Linked DNA regions of Homo sapiens: region 1 is linked to region 2. A link is an interaction called in ENCODE POLR2A ChIA-PET data of the cell type or tissue named here. Cell type or tissue: CD4-positive, alpha-beta T cell. All regions are shown on one strand. Links, peaks and the distances in the headings refer to the core of each region. The heading gives the core; the rest is flanking DNA.

The links. Peaks named below come from ENCODE experiments on the same cell type or tissue, not always from the same donor. Only the 100,000 strongest peaks of a DNase experiment are listed, where the experiment ranks them.
Region 1: POLR2A ChIA-PET joins it to region 2 with 13 read pairs; 6 of 35 experiments call an interaction of 5 or more read pairs at or near these places.

What each region holds. Positions count from the first base shown.
Region 1 is chr14:31,225,542-31,234,521 of GRCh38, forward strand. No RefSeq gene overlaps it. Among named protein-coding and RNA genes, the nearest start is that of HECTD1, 22 kb to the left of the region's middle. In CD4-positive, alpha-beta T cell, for the core only: no CTCF peak of the experiment used is centred there; a DNase peak (open chromatin) is centred at 4,340.
Region 2 is chr14:31,306,812-31,315,791 of GRCh38, forward strand. HEATR5A (HEAT repeat containing 5A) reads right to left here. Exons shown (of 36, transcript NM_015473.4): 27 at 8,959-8,980; 28 at 6,157-6,379; 29 at 2,123-2,371; 30 at 1,082-1,209; 31 at 1-68. Among named protein-coding and RNA genes, the nearest start is that of HECTD1, 100 kb to the left of the region's middle. In CD4-positive, alpha-beta T cell, for the core only: no CTCF peak of the experiment used is centred there; no DNase peak of the experiment used is centred there.

The DNA.
Region 1 (8,980 bases), core at 2,056-7,055, 81 kb before region 2:
AACCTCAGCCTCCCAGGTTCAAGCAATTCTCCTGCCTCAGCCTCCCGGGTAGCTGGGATTACAGGCATGCACCACCACACCCAGCTAATTTTGTATTTTTAGTAGAGACCAGGTTTCTCCATGTTGTTCAGGCTGGTCTTGAACTCCCAACCTCAGGTGATCCACCCACCTTAGCCTCCCAAAGTGCTGGGATTACAGGCGTGAGCCACTGCACCTGGCCGCCCTTTTAATTTCTTCATAGTGTCCTTTGAAGCACAAAAGTTTTTAACTTTGAATTTTAATTTTTTATTAAATTGAAGTTTTATTGAAGTTTTATTTTTTATTTTGTCACATGTGCTTTTGGCATGTAAGGAACCACTGCCTCATCCAAGAGCATGGAAATTTACATCTGTGTTTTCTGCCGAGTGTGGTGGCTCACACCTGTAATCCTAGCACTTCGGAAGTCTGAGGCGGGTGGATCACCTGAGGCCAGGAGTTCGCGACCAGCCTGGTCAACATGGCCAAACCCCATCTCTACTAAAAATAGAAAAATTGGCCAGGCATGGTGGCACGTGCCTGTAATCCCAGCTACTCGGGAAGCTGAGGCAGAAAAATCGCTTGAACCCAGGAGCCGGAGGTTGCAGTGAGCCGAGATCATGCCACCGCACTCCAGCCTGGGTGACAGAGTGAGACTCCATCTCAAAAAATACATCTGTGTTTTCTTCTGAGTTTTATCATTTTAGATTGTACATTTAGGCTTAGGATCCATTTTGAATTAATTTTTGTTTATGTTGTAAGGCAGGAATCCAACTTTATTATCCTTTTTTGGATTAAAGAAATGAATAAATGGATACCTGATCATTTCAGCACCATTTGTTGAAATGACTCTTCTTACCTCATGAATTTCCATGGCGCTCTTGTTGAAACTCAGGTGCCCATAAATGTAAAGGTTTATCAGGATTCTCAATTTGGTTTCATTGATCTGTATTTCCATCCATATGCCAGTAGCTCCATGACTTGATTACTGTGGCTTTGTAGTGTGTTTTGAAATCAGGCAGTGTGAATCCTCCAACATTTTTTCTTTTTTTCTCCTTTTAAAAATTATCATGGGCTGGGCGTGGTGGTTCATGCCTGTAATCCCAGCACTTTGGGAGGCTGAGGCAGGCAGATCACGAGGTCAGGAGTTCGAGACCACCCTGGCCAACATGGTGAAACCCCGGCTCGACTAAAAATACAAAAAATTAGCCGGGTGTGGTGGCAGGTGCCTGTAATCCCAGCTATTCAGGAGGCTGAGTCAGGAGAATTGCTTGAACCTGGGAGGCAGAGGTTGCAGTGAGCCACTGCACTCCAACCTGGGCAACAGAGCAAGACTCCATCTCAAAAAAAAAAAAAATATGGCCAGGCGTGGTGGCTCATGCCTGTAATCCCAGCAATTTGAGAGGCTGAGGAGTGTGGATCACCTGAGGTCAGGAGTTTGAGACCAGCCTGGTCGACATGGTGAAAACCCGACTCTGCCAAAAATACAAAAATTAGCCAGGCATGGTAGCAGGCACCTGTAATCCCAGCTACTCGGGAGGCTGAGGCAGGAGAATCACTTGAACCCGGGAGATGGAAGTTGCAGTGAGCCGAGTTCACACCATTGCACTCCAACCTGGGCAACAAGAGCAAAACTGCATCTCAAAAAATAAAATAAAATAAAAATTACTGTGGCCATTCTGGGTTTCTTACGTTTCTATATAAATTTTAAGATTAGGCCGGGCGCAGTGGTTCACGCCTGTAATCCCAGCACTTTGGGAGGCTGAGGCAGGAGAATTGCTTGAACCCAGGAGGCAGAGGTTGTAGTGAACTGAGATTGCGCCAGTGCATTCCAGCCTGGGTGACACAGCAAGACTCTGTCTTAAAAAATAAATAAATAGGCCAGGCGCAGTGGCTCACACCTGTAATCCCAGCACTTTGGGAGGCCGAGGCGGGCGGATCATGAGGTCAGGAGATCGAGACTATCCTGACAAACACGGTGAAACCCCATCTCTTCTAAAAATACAAAAAAAAAAAAAAAAAATTAGCCAGGCGTGGTGGCGGGTGCCTGTAGTCCCAGCTACTGGGGAGGCTGAGGCAGGAGAATGGTGTGAACCTGGGAGGCGGAGCTTGCAGTGAGCCGAGATGGCGCCACTGCACTCCAGCCTGGGCAACAGAGTGAGACACGGTATCAAAATAAATAAATAAATAAATAAAATAAAATAAAAATAAAATAAATTTTAAGATTAGCATGTTAGTTATAAAACAAGACAGCTGATTTTTATAGGGCTTGCATTCAGTTTATAGATCAATTTCAAAAGTATTAAGGTTTTAATAATATCAGATTTTCTAATTTATAAACATAGAATGTGTTCCCATTTATTTAGTCTGCCCACCTCGGCCTCCCAAAGTGCTGGGATTACAGGTGTAAGCCACCACACCCAGCCCTGGATATACATTTTTAAGAGACAGGACCACCATCATTTAAAGTATGTAACTCAGCCAGGCACAGTGGCTCACACCTGTAATCCCAGCACTTTGGGAGGCCAAGGTGGGCGGATCACTTGAGTTCAGGAGTTCAAGACCAGCCTGGCCAACATGGTGAATCCCCATCTCTGCTAAAAATACAAAAATTAGATGGGTGTGGTAGCGCACGCCTGTAGTCCCAGCTACTCGGGAGGCTAAGGCAGGAGAATCACTTGAACCTGGGAGGCAGAGGTTGTAGTGAGCCGAGATGGTGCCACTGCACTCCAGCCTGGGTGACAGAGCGAGACTCCCTCTCAATCAATCAATCAATAAATAGTATGTAACTCAATGATCTATACAGTCTATTTTACCCATTTTCCCTGGTCCCATTAAAAAAAAACAACCACCTGGTAAAATGAGGTTGAAAAAGATTTCTGTATACCTAGGTGCCAAAGGTGAAATTCTTCATCATAAACATTTAAGGATTGAATATTAGCAGGGCTATCAGTTACACTTAGAACACTAAAGTAGTTGTTGGTGATTCATTATAGGTGAGTTTTGGCCTTTTGCTCCTGTCCAAGTTGGAAACACCTTCCACACTCAGGTTTTGTTGGTTAATAAAGTTTTGACCACAGTAATTCCTGAATATTAATGAAAAGAGTGAGTCAAAGTAGTAAATGACCTGGTTAATATGTACTGGTATGATTCAAACTTACTATACAAAGATACTCATTCTAAGGAACTTACTTTGTCCTTCTCAATCTTGAGGAAAGTTAGCTATATTGAGTGTTCTGCAATCTCACTAACCATTGCATAATTTTCCTTATGATATCCTACTTTATCAAGGGGTGGTTAGCCTTTGCCTTACTCTCTTCCAGCTTTTTAAAAACACATTCTTTGTAACCAAATAAAAATGAAATCTGTTTTATTCTTCTTTCACACTCAAAACAAGCTTTTGATATTCTTGGAGTTTTTGTTTTGTTTAGCAAAATCAACCTATGTCCTTTCATTAATGGTCTGGAATCTTATTAGCAAACAAAATTTGCAGGTGGCTTTTATGTTACTGTTAGTATCACACTGTGTACAGAGGGGACATGGAAGACACTAAAAATAACTAATCTAACCTCAGTAAATGTACTGCACTATATGGGCTGAATATTCTCACAGACTTAAAGCTCTGAGTAAGATAGTATTCATTCCTAGAACAAATGATAATTGAAATCTTTATTCTCTTCTCTTTTAGGGTTCCCCACTTCCTCTTTCCCCCTAACCTGGGCATAGCTACAGGGTTTGTGTGTGTGTGTGTGTGTGTGTGTGTGTGTAAAGAAATGACTTGTAGTCTCAAAAAACTAAGCACAGAACCTTCTTTGCATAGTGATTTCTTCTATCATATACATTCTATATTGTCACATTCATGAAATTACAACAGAATTTGTAATAATACAGCAATGGCTGTTCTCCATTTGAACTATTTTAGTCACTGAAAAAAGTGTGGTGCCTCTGTCAAAGATTTACTTATATATTACCAATGGATTAATAGAAATATATTGAATGTTGATTAATTTGTTTCTTCTAGTTCTTTAATTCTAATATTAAGTTTATTTGAAGCTACAACCCATAAGTGTCCAGCTTTTCATTTCTTTCATAAATAAAGCTGGAAGTGATTATAAGTTCATATCCTCATTTGCTTCTGATTGATGCTTCCTTATAGGCTCTTTCTCCCCACCCCTCTGCTCCTCCCCAGTGTTACACAACACTACGGAGCCAGGAACACAATGTCAACTGTCAACGTCTTTCTAAAGGCAGTGGGTGATATTTACACACGTAAGCTGCTGGCACTAACAAGGTGACTGGAGTCAAATGTAAACCACGGGTTTATCATTCCCAGTCAAATATATTGTGCAATGGGGTAGCAATAGGCACTGTGTGAAAGGTTGCCTAACAAGCCGCCAGCCTTAGGATTAGTCAGCTCCTTGCTGTGAGATGTGTGTGAGCGAGATACTGGAGGTCTCTGGTGATAGAAAAGCACGCTGGCCAATGGCAAGAACCAAAAGGAGGGGAAACTCAATTTTTTGGCAAACAATTTGAATCTTAGCAAAAGACCTTTGTTCTCTGAGGTGCAGAGGCTGAGAGGTTACTGAGAAACATCCAAGAAAAGGACGTTCTCTGTGAAAACTTCCCCTCCTATACAAAACTTTATAAACTGGTACGATTTCTGGCCATTTAAATTTATAGTGAAATCAAAACATGTTTCTGGGGAAATCTTTTTTTTCTTTTCGTAATAAAAGTTGTAATTATTATTTTTTTAAGACAGAGCCTCGATCTGTCGCCCAGGCTGGAGTGCAGTGGCACTATCTCGGCTCACTGCCACCTCCACCTCCCAGGTTCAAGTGATTCTCCTGTCTCAGCCTTCTGAGTAGCTGGGATTACAGGTGTGCACCACCACGCCCAGCTAATTTTTTTTATTTTTAGTAGAGACGGGGTTTCACCATGTTGGCAGGCTGGTCTCGAACTCCTGACCTCAAGTGATCTACCCACCTTGACCTCCCAAAGTTCTGGGAATACAGGCGTGAGCAACCGTGTCTGGCCCAAAAATTTTAATTATTAAAAACAACATAAACAGACTATAGGAAATTAGAAAAACAAAGCAAGGAGAAAAACACTCATAATCCCTTTTGCTAAAACCCAACTATATCACAGTAGCATACATTCTTATTATCTGAACTGTTTTTCATGGTTGTAATCACATGGTTATTTTTGTCATGTGATCATTTTTGGTAACTTGTAAGATTATTTCTTTCTATAGGGTGCTACCTAACAATATTTTAAATAACTGAATAATATTCCATTCACCATATGGTTGAACTAACATTCACTTTATTCCAACAAATAGGCTATTTCCATTTTATGTTTTTATTATAAATAACACTGACATAAACATAACTTGAAATACAGCTTTTCTTACGAAAAATTGTTTTAATTTAAGGTGATTTATATTAAGTATAAAGCTTGCATAAAGCATATAAGAAAAGCTTAAAGAAAAATAATAAAATGGTGAAACCTCATCTCTACTATAAATACAAAAATTAGCCAGGCATTGTGGCACACACTTGTAGTCCCAGCTACTCGGAAGGCTGAAGCACGACAATGGCTTGAACCTGGGAGGCGGAGGTTGCAGTGAGCTGAGATTGCACCACTGCACTCCAGCCTGGGCAACGGAGTGAGTCTCCATCTCAAAAAAAAAAAAAAAAAAAAAAAAAAGAAAGAAAGAAGAAAGAAAGAAAAATAATAAAATGGTCCAGGTGCAGTGGCTAATGCCTGTAATCCCAGCACTTTGGGAGGCTGAGACAGGATTGCTGGAGCCCAGGAGTTCCAAGACCAGCCTGGGCAAAATAGTGAGACCTCATCTCTACAAAAAATTTTAAAAATTAGCTGAGCATGGTGGCATGCGCCTGTAGTCCCAGCTACTCAGGAGGCTGACGTAGGAGTATTACTTGAGCCTGGGAATTTGAGGCTGCAGTGAGCTGTGATCAATGCCACTGCACTCCAGCAGTGACTGTACTGCACTCTTGGGTGACAGAGCAAGACTGTCTCAAAAAAATAATAATAATAACAAGAAGAAAAAATAAGAAATAGGTAAATAAAATGAACAGCTGAGTACCCACTTCCAACTTGAAATATAACATATTGCTTGTAATTTAGAAGTCCCCTCTGTGCTTCTCTTTGGTTGCAGCCAGCTCTCTTCCCTCACAGGAATAATCACTAGCCTAAATATTTTGTTTATTGCATTTTTTCATGTTTTAAATTTTTTCTAAGGATAGATTCTTCCTAGGAAAAAAAACATTTTAATTTTGAGACAAGGTCTCACTTTGTCACCCAGGCTGGAGTGCAGTGGTGCGATCATGTCTCACAGCAGCCTCCCAGGTACAAGCGATCCTCCTACCTCAGCCTCGTAAGTAGCTGGGACTATAGGCATGAACCACTATGCCTGGATAATTTTTTTATTTTTTTGTAGAAATGGAGTCTTGCTATGTCGCCCAGGCTGGTCTTGAGATCCTGGGCTCAAGCAGTCCTCCCACCTCGGCCTCCCAAAGTGGCCAGGGGCCACTACACCTGGCCCTTTCTGGGAAAATTTAATAATTAAGGTGAGTTGCGGTGTTATCAAGGCTAGTTTCTGATGTTCAGCTTATGTTTCTACTCCAGAAATTATCAGGCTTGACACACCCAACTGGGCAGGGCTGGCCCACAGACCAGAGAAACATTTGCTTAGTGAGGAGTTATACTCTGATGGCTTTCTGCAGCATGATGGTATTAGGGGTTAGGCAAGAGAATCTTTACCCTGAAGAGGGATGACTCTGGTTTACCTATGTAAGGGTTACCCTCCCACTTCATAGTCCTCCCTCCTTCTCCCCAGTTATTTGGTTTTTGGTTTGTTGTTTGTGTGTTATTGTTGTTTTAATCACTCGTTCATTTAAAAATGGGCAATTGGCCGGGTGTGGTGGATCATGCCTATAATCCCAGCACTTTGGGAGGCCAAGGCGGGTGGATCACCTGAGGTCAGGAGTTCGAGACCAGCCTGACTAATATGATGAAACCCCATCTCTACTAAAAATACAAAAATTAGCCGGGCCTGGTGGCATGCATCTGTAATACCAGCTACTCTGGAGGCAGAGACAAGAGAATCGCTTGAACTGGGTAGGCGGAGGTTGCAGTGAGCTGAGATTGTGCCACTGCACTCCAGCCTGGGCGACAGAATGAGATTCTGTCTCAAAAAAAAAAAAAAAAAAATATATATATATATATATATATATATAATAAAAATAAAAATGGGCAATTCTCTTTACTGAGCATATTGATGTCTGTCTCTGGAACAAATGTCAACATAATCATTTTCATCTTTACCTAACCCCAAAGAATCAGATTGACCAGATTTATTTGTTTAGTTTTGAAAATGGAGAAACTAAAACAGTTTAAAAATAATTGGCCAATAATAGAACCAATAAGGATGGTCGGCTTCCAAGTACTAGTAAAACCACCTCACTAGGGTGTCTGACCAGATTGACCAGATTTATTTGTTTAGTTTTGAAAATGGAGAAACTAAAACAGTTTAAAAATAATTGGCCAATAAGAGAACCAATAAGGATGGTCGGCTTCCAAGTACTAGTAAAACCACCTCACTAGGGTTTCTGACCACCTGCATCAGAATCAGTTCTGATGTTTCCAAAACTCAGAGATTCCTGGACCCCACTTGAGATCTACTGAATCAGATCCTCTGGATGTGAGGTCCAGGAATCTGCAGTTTAATAAGAAGCCCAGATAACTCCTCAGTATCCTAAACTTGGGAAGCATTATGGTAAAGCAGGAACAGCAACCTAAGAGAAATGATACAGCAAATATTCCTGTATTCTTTAGTGTGTTTATATTTAGGTAGCTTTGAAGTGTGGGGCAGACATCCACTTACTGATCCTGTGTATGGGACCCACTGTGATGTGTATTGCTGGAAGACAATAGAAAGACCAAGTTCTTTACTTCACTACTACTTTAAAATGGTAATACTTGAGGAAGAAGTCACACTTAAAGTGGGGTCTAGGGACCACCTCAATTATCTGTATTAAACTAGCAGTAAATTTTCACTGATTATTGACTAAAAGCAAAAATTAGATATGTAACGGGTGCAGGTGAAGGCAAAATGCCTTCAGCACACTGGGGTTCGGTTATGGTTTGTGCCAAGTGTAGACTGTTTTCTTCTCAGTTTTGAGTAGTGCCCTTGTCTGTGACCTTCATACTCAAAATTGTTTTGCGTGCAACTATTGGCCTGCATAGCACAGACTTTACAATAATTATCTTTGAAGCAGCAATCTCACCAAGCCTAGAGCTGTTCATAAAGAATAAAAGTAGGGGGAAATGATTGGTTGAAAAGAAAAGCTGAAAGATGAGGATTGGAGAAACAATAAAAAGGTAGAAATAGAAAGCCAAGTGGAGTCACGAAAGATATAGCCCAAGTAGTCTGGGAGATACTGCCCTTATTCAAATTCACCCTCGATTAATATCACTTGGGAGATTGCTAAGCAAAACCACCCTTCTGAAAAATGAACCTGAGACCCTGATTGATGCTAGCCTGCTGTCTGGAAGAGTGAAGGAATTCCCTCTAGGTGAAATCAATTGCTCAATGAAAACAATCGTTACTAAAATAGTATTGCTGGCAGGGCACAGTGGCTCACTCCTGAAATTCCAACCCTTTGGGAGGCCGAGATGGGTGGATCACCTGACATCGTCAGGAGTTCGAGACCAGCCTGACCAACATGGTGAAACCCCATCTGTACTAAAAATACAAACAATTAGCTGGACATAATGGCAGGCCCCTGTAATCCCAGCTACTTGGGAGGCTGAGGCAGAGGAATCGCTTGAACCCGGGAGGCAGAGGTTGCAGTGAGCCGAGATAGCACCACTACACTCCAGCCTGAGTGATAGGGCAAGACTCCCTCTCAAAAAACAAACAAAAAAAAAGTATTGCTGAAGC
Region 2 (8,980 bases), core at 1,640-6,639:
TGAATGGAAGGTGATTCTCTGGTTAAAATTACTCGATGTAGAACATTCAGCAATTCTATACCCAAGTCCTATCATGGAAATCATGTACAGGACACTGTATTAGAAATTATACATTTCTTTTGTAAAAAATACCAATGCTAAATGCCATGACAAAATTCAGAAAAACAGAATGTAACAAATTGCTTTAGTGCAATAAAGTTAAGTAACGCTCCATTTTAAATCAACTCCAGAGGCCGGGCACAGTGGCTCATGCCTGCAATCCCAGCACTTTGGGAGGCTGAGGTGAGTGGATTACTTGAGGCCAGGAGTTCGAGATCAAGCCTGGCCAACATGGTGAAACCCTGTCTCAATCTGATTAATGCTTTAAACCTAATAAAAGTTAGTATTAAACACTTAAATAATAGACAGTCTTTGCAGAGGAAATTATACTACTCACTTATCTTAACATCCAAGAGTCAATAACAAAAGTAATCTACTTGATAAAACTTGATATCAAAAGTATCTGCCCAATGCATACTTGCCCTTGAGAAAAGCACTCAAAGAGAAGTACCATACTTTGTACAGGAACCCTTTTCCCATGGCCACACCCAAGTCAGATATTAGTACCTGACTCCACCTGTAGGCTAGCCAGCAATCTCTTAAAAAGACCTGGGGGGAGAACTTAGCCAACAGGAATACTTTGTAATGGACTGTAACTACATGAACCCATTAGATTCTCTCTTGGGGAATGGAATATAAGATACAGGTATATACACAAAAAGCAGGGTATGCAGAAGCAAAAAGAGACAAAGAATAAATGCCACATGTAATTAGTGGCTACTGTCCTGGACAATGCAATATAGAACCCTCCCATCATTGCAGAAAGAAGCAGAGACAGAAAAGCGGCAGAGTAAGAGGCATGATTGTTTTTGGGTCAACACATATGCTTATGGCATTCTGGTTCCAAGGCCTAGCTGTGAGGCTGTATGGTTTAGAAAAAAAATTTCTGTGTGTTTACTTTCTGTTAACTATAGAAACCTGAACATGTTTCTCTTCCTTAAAGACTACAGAAGCCTTACAAAAAAAACCCCAGATAAATCACCTGATCACTGCCAATTTTTGATCTGGGCCAAGGTACATCTAGAAGTGCTTGCAATGCATGTAAACAAGCAGTTATGCTTTCCATGGTTGCATCTGAACGTAAGGAACATAGAAATTCCACGCTGATTCCTGTGGAAAGCAAAAAAAGAGGAGGAGGCTTCTTTCAAATTATTAGTTTATGAAATTAAGTAATTAATCTTATATTTTGGTAAGATATATAAACAAACAGTAAAAAGGTAATACAAATAAATCACAATGAATTTAAGACTAAACAATTAAATGACAAGTCACTTAATAGTCTGTTTCTATCTACATGTACAAAAAAAATAATCTATGCCGGGCATGGTGGCTCACACCTGTAATCCCAGCACTTTGGGAGGCCAAGGTGGGCGGATCATCTGAGGTCAGGAGTTTGAGACCAGCCTGACCAACATGGAGAAACCCCGTCTCGACTAAAAATACAAAATTAGCTGGGCATGGTGGCGCATGCCTGTAATCCTAGCTACTCAGGAGGCTGAGGCAGGTGAATTGTTTGAACCCAGGAGGCAGAGGTTGCGGTGAGCCGAGATCGCTCCATTGCACTCCAGCCTGGGCAACAAGAGCAAAACTCTGTCTAAAAAAAAAAAAAAAAAAAATCTAAACTAGGCTTGTGCACTAGTTGCTTAGTTGCTATGAAACAGTTCAAAGCTGCAAAAATTACAATAAAATTGCACCGGAAAACATATGGAGTTTCATAACTTTACTTTGGCTAAAATTTACTGGGTGATTACCAAGTATCACTGTGCTTTGACATACATCTTTTTATTAAATTCTCGTAATAGTTGACAAAGTAGGCACTATTATTGACACTAATTCTGACATAAATGAGCAGAGAGCTTAAGTAATTTATTTATATTTTTATTTTCAGTTGACAATAATTGTGAGCTTGAGTTGAAATCGTGCCACTGTACTCCAGCCTGGGTGAAAGAGCAAAACTCCATCTCAAAAAAAAAAAAACAAAAAACCCCTAAGGTTGTAAACTTGTAAAAGTGGTTTAACTGACCTAAAATAAGATGGAATCTATCAGTGTAGACATCCTCAGGGGACTTTATGGTAGCCCCAGATGATGAACCCTGACACATGGAAGTTGGTGTTACAGGCCTGGAGAGATTAGATGCTCCTTCATCTGGGTCAGCAACAACAAAACCCGTGCTTGTAAGCCACAATGCTGTAGCATGGAGGATAAGTGCCCAGGAGTTGTAATAATGCAATTTTGCATTTTCACTAGTCTCTGCTGTGTAGAAAGCACCACCTAAAGCAAACAGTTTCAGGAAAAATAAGAGATTAACTTCCAATATATTTTCTCTTTTTTCTGTTACAAGATATAGACCATTTCCATCACTCCGAAAGTTCCCTTGTACCCTTTTTCAGTCAGTTCCCTATACCCTAAGGCAACTACTTTCTAGTTTTTATCAGCACAGATTAGTTCTGCCTATTCTTGAACTTCATATAAATAGAATCACATATACATATGTACTTATTTGTGACTAATATATTGTTAACAAAATAACCTAACAACATTTTTAGAGATTCATTCATGCTGCTGTGTTATCAGTATTTTGTTATCAATGTTCTTATTTTTACTGGGAGTACAACTGATAGGTCATAGGGCTGATCTACTTTTAACTTCATAAAAAGTTTTCAGCCTAATTAGTAACTTTTTATAATTTAATCATAAACATTTTAAAACAAAATATGTGTATATGTGTGATTAAAATAAATACCAATACCCATTTACCGACTTCCAAGATGAACATTAACATTTTCCCTGATTTTCTTAAATCTCTCTTAATTTTTTTCTTTTTTTTTTCAGACAGTCTCACTGCAGTGGCGTGATGTCGGCTCACTGCCAACCTCTGACTTCTGGGTTCAAGCGATTCTCCCGCCTCAGCCTCCTGAGTAGCTGGGACCACAGGTGTGCACCACCACGCCCAGCTAATTTTTTGTATTTTAGTAGAGATGGGGTTTCACCATGTTGCCCAGGTTGGTCTTGAACTTCTGGGCTCAGGCAATCTGCCCACTTCAGCCTCCCAAAGTGCTGGGATTACAGGTGTGAGCCACCGCGCCTGGCCATTTTTTTGCTTAAAAAACCTAAAACTGTTAATACCACTAATTCTTGCCCCTCCTTCCATGACTACTTTCCTGAAGCCAGTAAGAATGACTCCTAGATATGGTCTTATACTTTCACAATAATGTATGTATTCATTAATAACATACGCTATTTTTTTTTGTGTTTAAACGTTTACTTAAAAGGCATCATACTGTATGTATCCTTTTTTTTCTTTGTGTAGATGGGGTTTCACTATGTTGTCCAGGTTGGCCCTGAACTCCTGAGCTCAAGTGACCCTCCCACCTCAGCCTCCTGAGTAGCTGAGACTACCAGCATGCACCACTGTGCCTGGCTTACATGCATCCTTTATTTTTTTTGGCCAGGCACAGTGGCTCATGCCTGTAATCCCAGCACTGTGGGAGGCTGAGGCAGGCAGATCACCTGAGGTCAGGAACTCGAGACCAGCCTGGCTAACATGGAGAAACCCTGTCTCTACTAAAAATACAAAAATTAGCTGGGCGTGGTAGTGCACGCCTGTAGTCCTAGCTACTTGGGAGGCTGAGGCAGGAGAATTGCTTGAACCCAGGAGGTGGAGGTTGCAGTGAGCCGAGATCAAGCCACTGCCCTCCAGAATGGGCCACAGAGCAAGACTCCACCTCAAATAAATAAATAAATAAATAAGTAAATAAATAAATAATTTTTTTTCCACTTAACATTATGTTTTTAAGATTTACTTACAGTTGCTATATGTCTGTCATTCATTTTTCTGTTGTGTAAATAAATCAGTTTATTTTCATGTTGTTTCCATTTTTATGCTACTGAAAAGTACAACAAACACTCCATATATCTTTTTGTGTATAATTCCAATGAAAATTCTAATAGAACTAGGCTGGCCACCATAGTGTACACCATAGTCCCAGATGCTTAGGAGGGTGAGGTGGCAGGATCACTTGAGCCCAGCTGTAGTGCACTATGATTGCTCCTGTGAACAGTCATTGTACTCCAGCCTGGGCAACCCAGCAACACCCTGTCTCTAAAAACCAACCAACCAACCAACCAACCAACCAACCAACCAACCAACCAACCAACCAACCAAATACACACACACAAAACTAGTAGAACTTTACAGGCTCATCCTAAAATTCATATCAAAAAGTAAAAATACAATGATAGCTAAGACATTTTGGAATAACATGAAGAAGATTAAGAGCGGCTACAAAGTAACCAACCCATAAAATGCAGTACTAGTAACTGATTAAAAATAAGAACCCTATCCCTATTTCCACACACACAAAATAAATTCCAGTTTTACCAAAGTTCAAAATGTAAAAGGCAAAACTGTAAAGCTTGTATGTCTTTATGATCTTAAGTTTAAAAATGTATGCGGTAACATACAAAAACACAAACCATAAATGACTGACTGATTACATTCTTTTAATTTTTTTTTTTTAGAGAGGGACTTGCTCTGTCACCCAGGCTGGAGTACAGTGGCACGATGATAGCTGCCTGCAGCCTCCAACTCCTGGGCTCATGAGATCTTCCCACATCAGCCTTCTGAGTAGCTGGGACTATAGGTGTACTACATCACACCCAGCTTATATTAGTTTAAAAAAGGTAAAAGAAAAGGACAAGTTACAGACTGAGAGAAAATACTTACAAGACATGCAACCACAAACGAATAGTGTTGTGTATATATATATATATAAAAAAGATTAAACAATCAGGAAGAAAACAATTGTTATAAATGAATTTCTGATGCTGCAAAAGAAACAGCACTCGGATATAATTTTAATTTCCTCAGCAAGGCAATTTACTTTTGCAAAAGGGTGTCACTCGCATCAATCAAGATCGCAAGTGCACACCAAACAAAGGAGACAAGGGGGTTTTTATATCCTAATGTGATCTGTATCTCTGTGTTCTTCCCCCATGGGCTGTGGACTGCACAATCTGAGCTGACCCGAATGGCCACTTGTATATATTTTTCTAAATATGGAAGGGAGGGGGACGTGAGGTCCAGTGGTGGAGCATGTGGGACGTGCAGTTTCGGGAGGACAATGGGTACAGGTAACCAAAGGAACAGATGTGAGTTATCAATTAAAACTGACAGGGAGAGGGTAGGCTGTTTACAGTAAGTAGAGGCAAGGAGAAACAAGAAAGTTGAGTTTGAGAACAAAGGGTAAGGAAGTTAAAGGCTAAATCTTTTGAAGAGAAACTCAGAAAGATTCATTGTATCTTACAACAAAATAAATACCAAATAGCAGATGGGCAAAGATTATGACTACATTATTTATGGAAGAAACAACTTAAAGATTCTTAATCAAGGAAATAAGAAAATAAAACAATGAAATATTTCATAGCCATCAGATTGGCAAAAATTATTAAGTATGATAATACAGTGTGGAGAAATGAAAACAAGTTGCTGGTGGGTGTGTCCTTTTTTTTTTTTTTTGAGACAGAGTCTCACTCTTGTCACCTAGGCTGGAGTGCAGTGGCACGATCTCAGCTCACTGCAACTTCAGCCTCCCGGGTTCAAGCAATCCTCCTGCCTCAGCCTCCCGAGTTGCAGGGATTACAGGCACTCACCACAACACTTGGCTAACTTTTGTGTTTTTAGTAGAAATGGGGTTTCACCATGTTGGCCATGCTGGTCTCGAACTCAGGACCTCAAGTGATCTGCCTGCCTCAGCTTCCCGAACTGCTGGGATTACAGAAGTTTGAGAACAGCCTGGCAACAAGGCAAAACCCCATCTCTACAAAAGATACAAAAATTAGCTAGGCGTGGTGGTGTGTGCCTGTAGTCCTTGCTACTTGGGAGGCTGAGGTGGGAGGATCGCCTGAGCCCAGGAGGCAGAGGTTGCAGTGAGCCAAAATTGCACCATGGCACTCCAGCCTGGGAAACAAAGTAAGACCCTGTCAAAAACAAAAAAAAAGAAAAGAAAATGTGTTACTGTCACTCTAGGAATTATCTAAGTATTTTATCTCCTTACCTTCAGCAGGAAGTTGGGAGGCAAATTCTGAAGGCAAAGTTAAAAGAGCAAAATCCTGAAGTGCAGCAAGCCAGAGTCTGCTTAGTGTGCCAAGATCTGCATAGACTAAGTCAAGCAGTCCATCTGATGAACATGATCCATTTCTGATACCGTCTTCTAAACAGGTGGTAGTCTTCAAAGGTTGTCTGTGGTTTTTATGTCTTTGCACAGCAATTATGTAGACCTGTTAAAGGTTAATTTAAAAACAGGAAAATCTTTTATCTGCTGAAAAGGTGCTATAAAATTTTTATATCTTCCTGAAGAGGCAGACTTACCTTTGAGCATACTGGACTTGAAATGCACTGTGATATCAAGAAGGCCTGTCTGTGTAACTACACACAGAAAACTGGGGTAGAAAGAGTCAAAAATACTATCTTCAATGAGATGCATTAGGGATAACAAATATCTGGTAAATATGATGCCACTTCTCACATTTACAATCATAATATTATATCACGGCACTCTTTCTCACTAAGCCTGGTATGGCCTAATAATCCATCTTAACATACAGCTACAGGTAGCCATCTCTTAACTGAAATACTGAATATATTTTCATTCAAATGTATCACTAAAGCTCTATAAAAAGTGTACACAAATAGATTTAATATGGATTATAGAATGTTAAAGTAAGCAACACAGTGTATAACATGCACTATCCCTTTATCTACAACTCTAAAATCCAAAAAGCTCTGAAAAAACCTAAGTTTTTGGCAAACTAATCTGGTGGAAAACTGATGAACTTATGTGAGGCCATTTAAATCTATATACACAACACAGTATAAATATTCAAACATTAATGTGTTTGATTATAGATTCTATGGTATTGCCCCAGACTTCCCAGATATATATTGGTCAGTCATTATTTATCTTTATTGAAGAAATAATATGAGGAGGTAACAGGCTTAAGCAAAAGCACAGAGATGTAGATTCAGTCTATTTTATTTTATTTTTATTTTTTTGAGAAGAAGTCTCACCCTGTCACCCAGGCTGGAGTGCAGTGGTGCCATCTCAGCTCACTGCAACCTCCGCCTCCCAGGTTCAAGCAATTCTCCTGCCTCAGCTTCCCAAGTAGCTGGGATTACAGGTGCGCACCACCATGCCTGGCTGGTTTTTGTATTTTTAGTAGAGATGGGGTTTCACCACGTTGACCAGGCTGGTCTTGAACTCCTGACCTCAAGTGATCTGCCCGCCTCAGCCTCCCAAAGTGCTGGGATTATAGGCGTGAGCCACCGCGCTGAGGTTATTTTATTTATTTATTTTCTTTTCTTTGAGATGGAGTTTCGCTCTTGTTCCCCAAGCTGGATGGTGCGATCTTGGCTCACTGCAACCTCTGCCTCCCGGGTTCAAGCAATTCTCCTGCCTCAGCCTTCCGAGTAGCTGGGATTTACAGGCATATGCCACCACGCCTGGCTAATTTTTTTTTTATTTTTAGTAGAGACGGGGTTTCTCCATGTTGGTCAGGCTGGTCTCGAACTCCTGAACTCAGATGATCCGCCCACCTTGGCCTCCCAAAGTGCTGGGATTACAGGTGTGAGCTACCGTGCCGGCCTAATTTATTTATTTTTAAAATTTTATATAGAGATGGGGTCTCAGTATGTTGCCCAGGCTGATCTTGAACTCCTGGCCTCAAGTAATCCTCTTGCCTTGGGCTCCTAAAGTGTTGGGATTACAAGCATGAGCCACTGCACCTGGCCAGACCCAGTTTATTGAATCTAGGCACAACTACTTCCTAATGAAGGTTGTGCTAAATAATGACAAAAATAAAGATTCTACAACTTTCAGGTTTAAAATACCTCTACTGGAGGAAACCCTTTTGTACATGTTGGTTAATCTCTTAGATGAAATCTGAGATTACATACCTTCATTAAAATGGTATGTGAACTGGGCCAGGCGTGGTGGCTCATGCTTGTGATCCGAGCACTTTAAGAGGCAGAGGAGAGTGGATCACTTGAGGTCAGGAGTTCAGGACCAACCTGGCCAACACGATGAAACCCCATCTCTACTAAAAATACAAAACTTAGCTGGGCGTGGTGATGCATACCTGTAGTCCCAGCTACTTGGGAGGTTGAGACACGAGAATCACTTGAAACTGGGAGGTGGAGGCTGCAGTGAGCTGAGATTGCTCCATTTGTACCCCAGCCTCGTCAACAGAGCAAGACTCTGTCTACAAAAAAATTATATGTGAACCAAGATTGGTCATGTTTGGTAACTGCTGAAGCCAGGTGATGGGTATATGTAGATTCATTATAAATACTATTAGGTCTACTTTTGCAAATGCTTAAACATTGCATAGTAAATTAAAAAATACTATAGCTTTCTCCTTTATTAGGAAAGTAAATAAGCATCTTACTGTAAGATTTCTTTATCCTTGGAAAATAAAATAACGACTACTTACTATTCAAAAATCATTCTACGAAAGAGCATTAGAAAGCATTACATGCTACAGAGTTGATAGAAGATACAAGGAGACCCAAATTTCCAATAATTCAGGATTCAATAAATGTTGATTTCCACTGGCTACTGTAAGTCTCTCTGGCTCATAAGTAGCACTGCTTAAAGTAGGAGATAATAGACTACGGAAGACTCTTTAAAATGCTTGACTAACATATTAACATATAAATACATCACATGTTGGAATTCTTTTTGTTTAACCTTAAAAATGAACTTATTTGTAGTTCATTTTAAACAGTAAATTTCAGTTTATGGCCTAAGGTGTTTATTAACAACTTCCAAAATTCCAGTTACAAATTAAGAAATACCAACCTCTGCCCAGGCTTTAAGCACA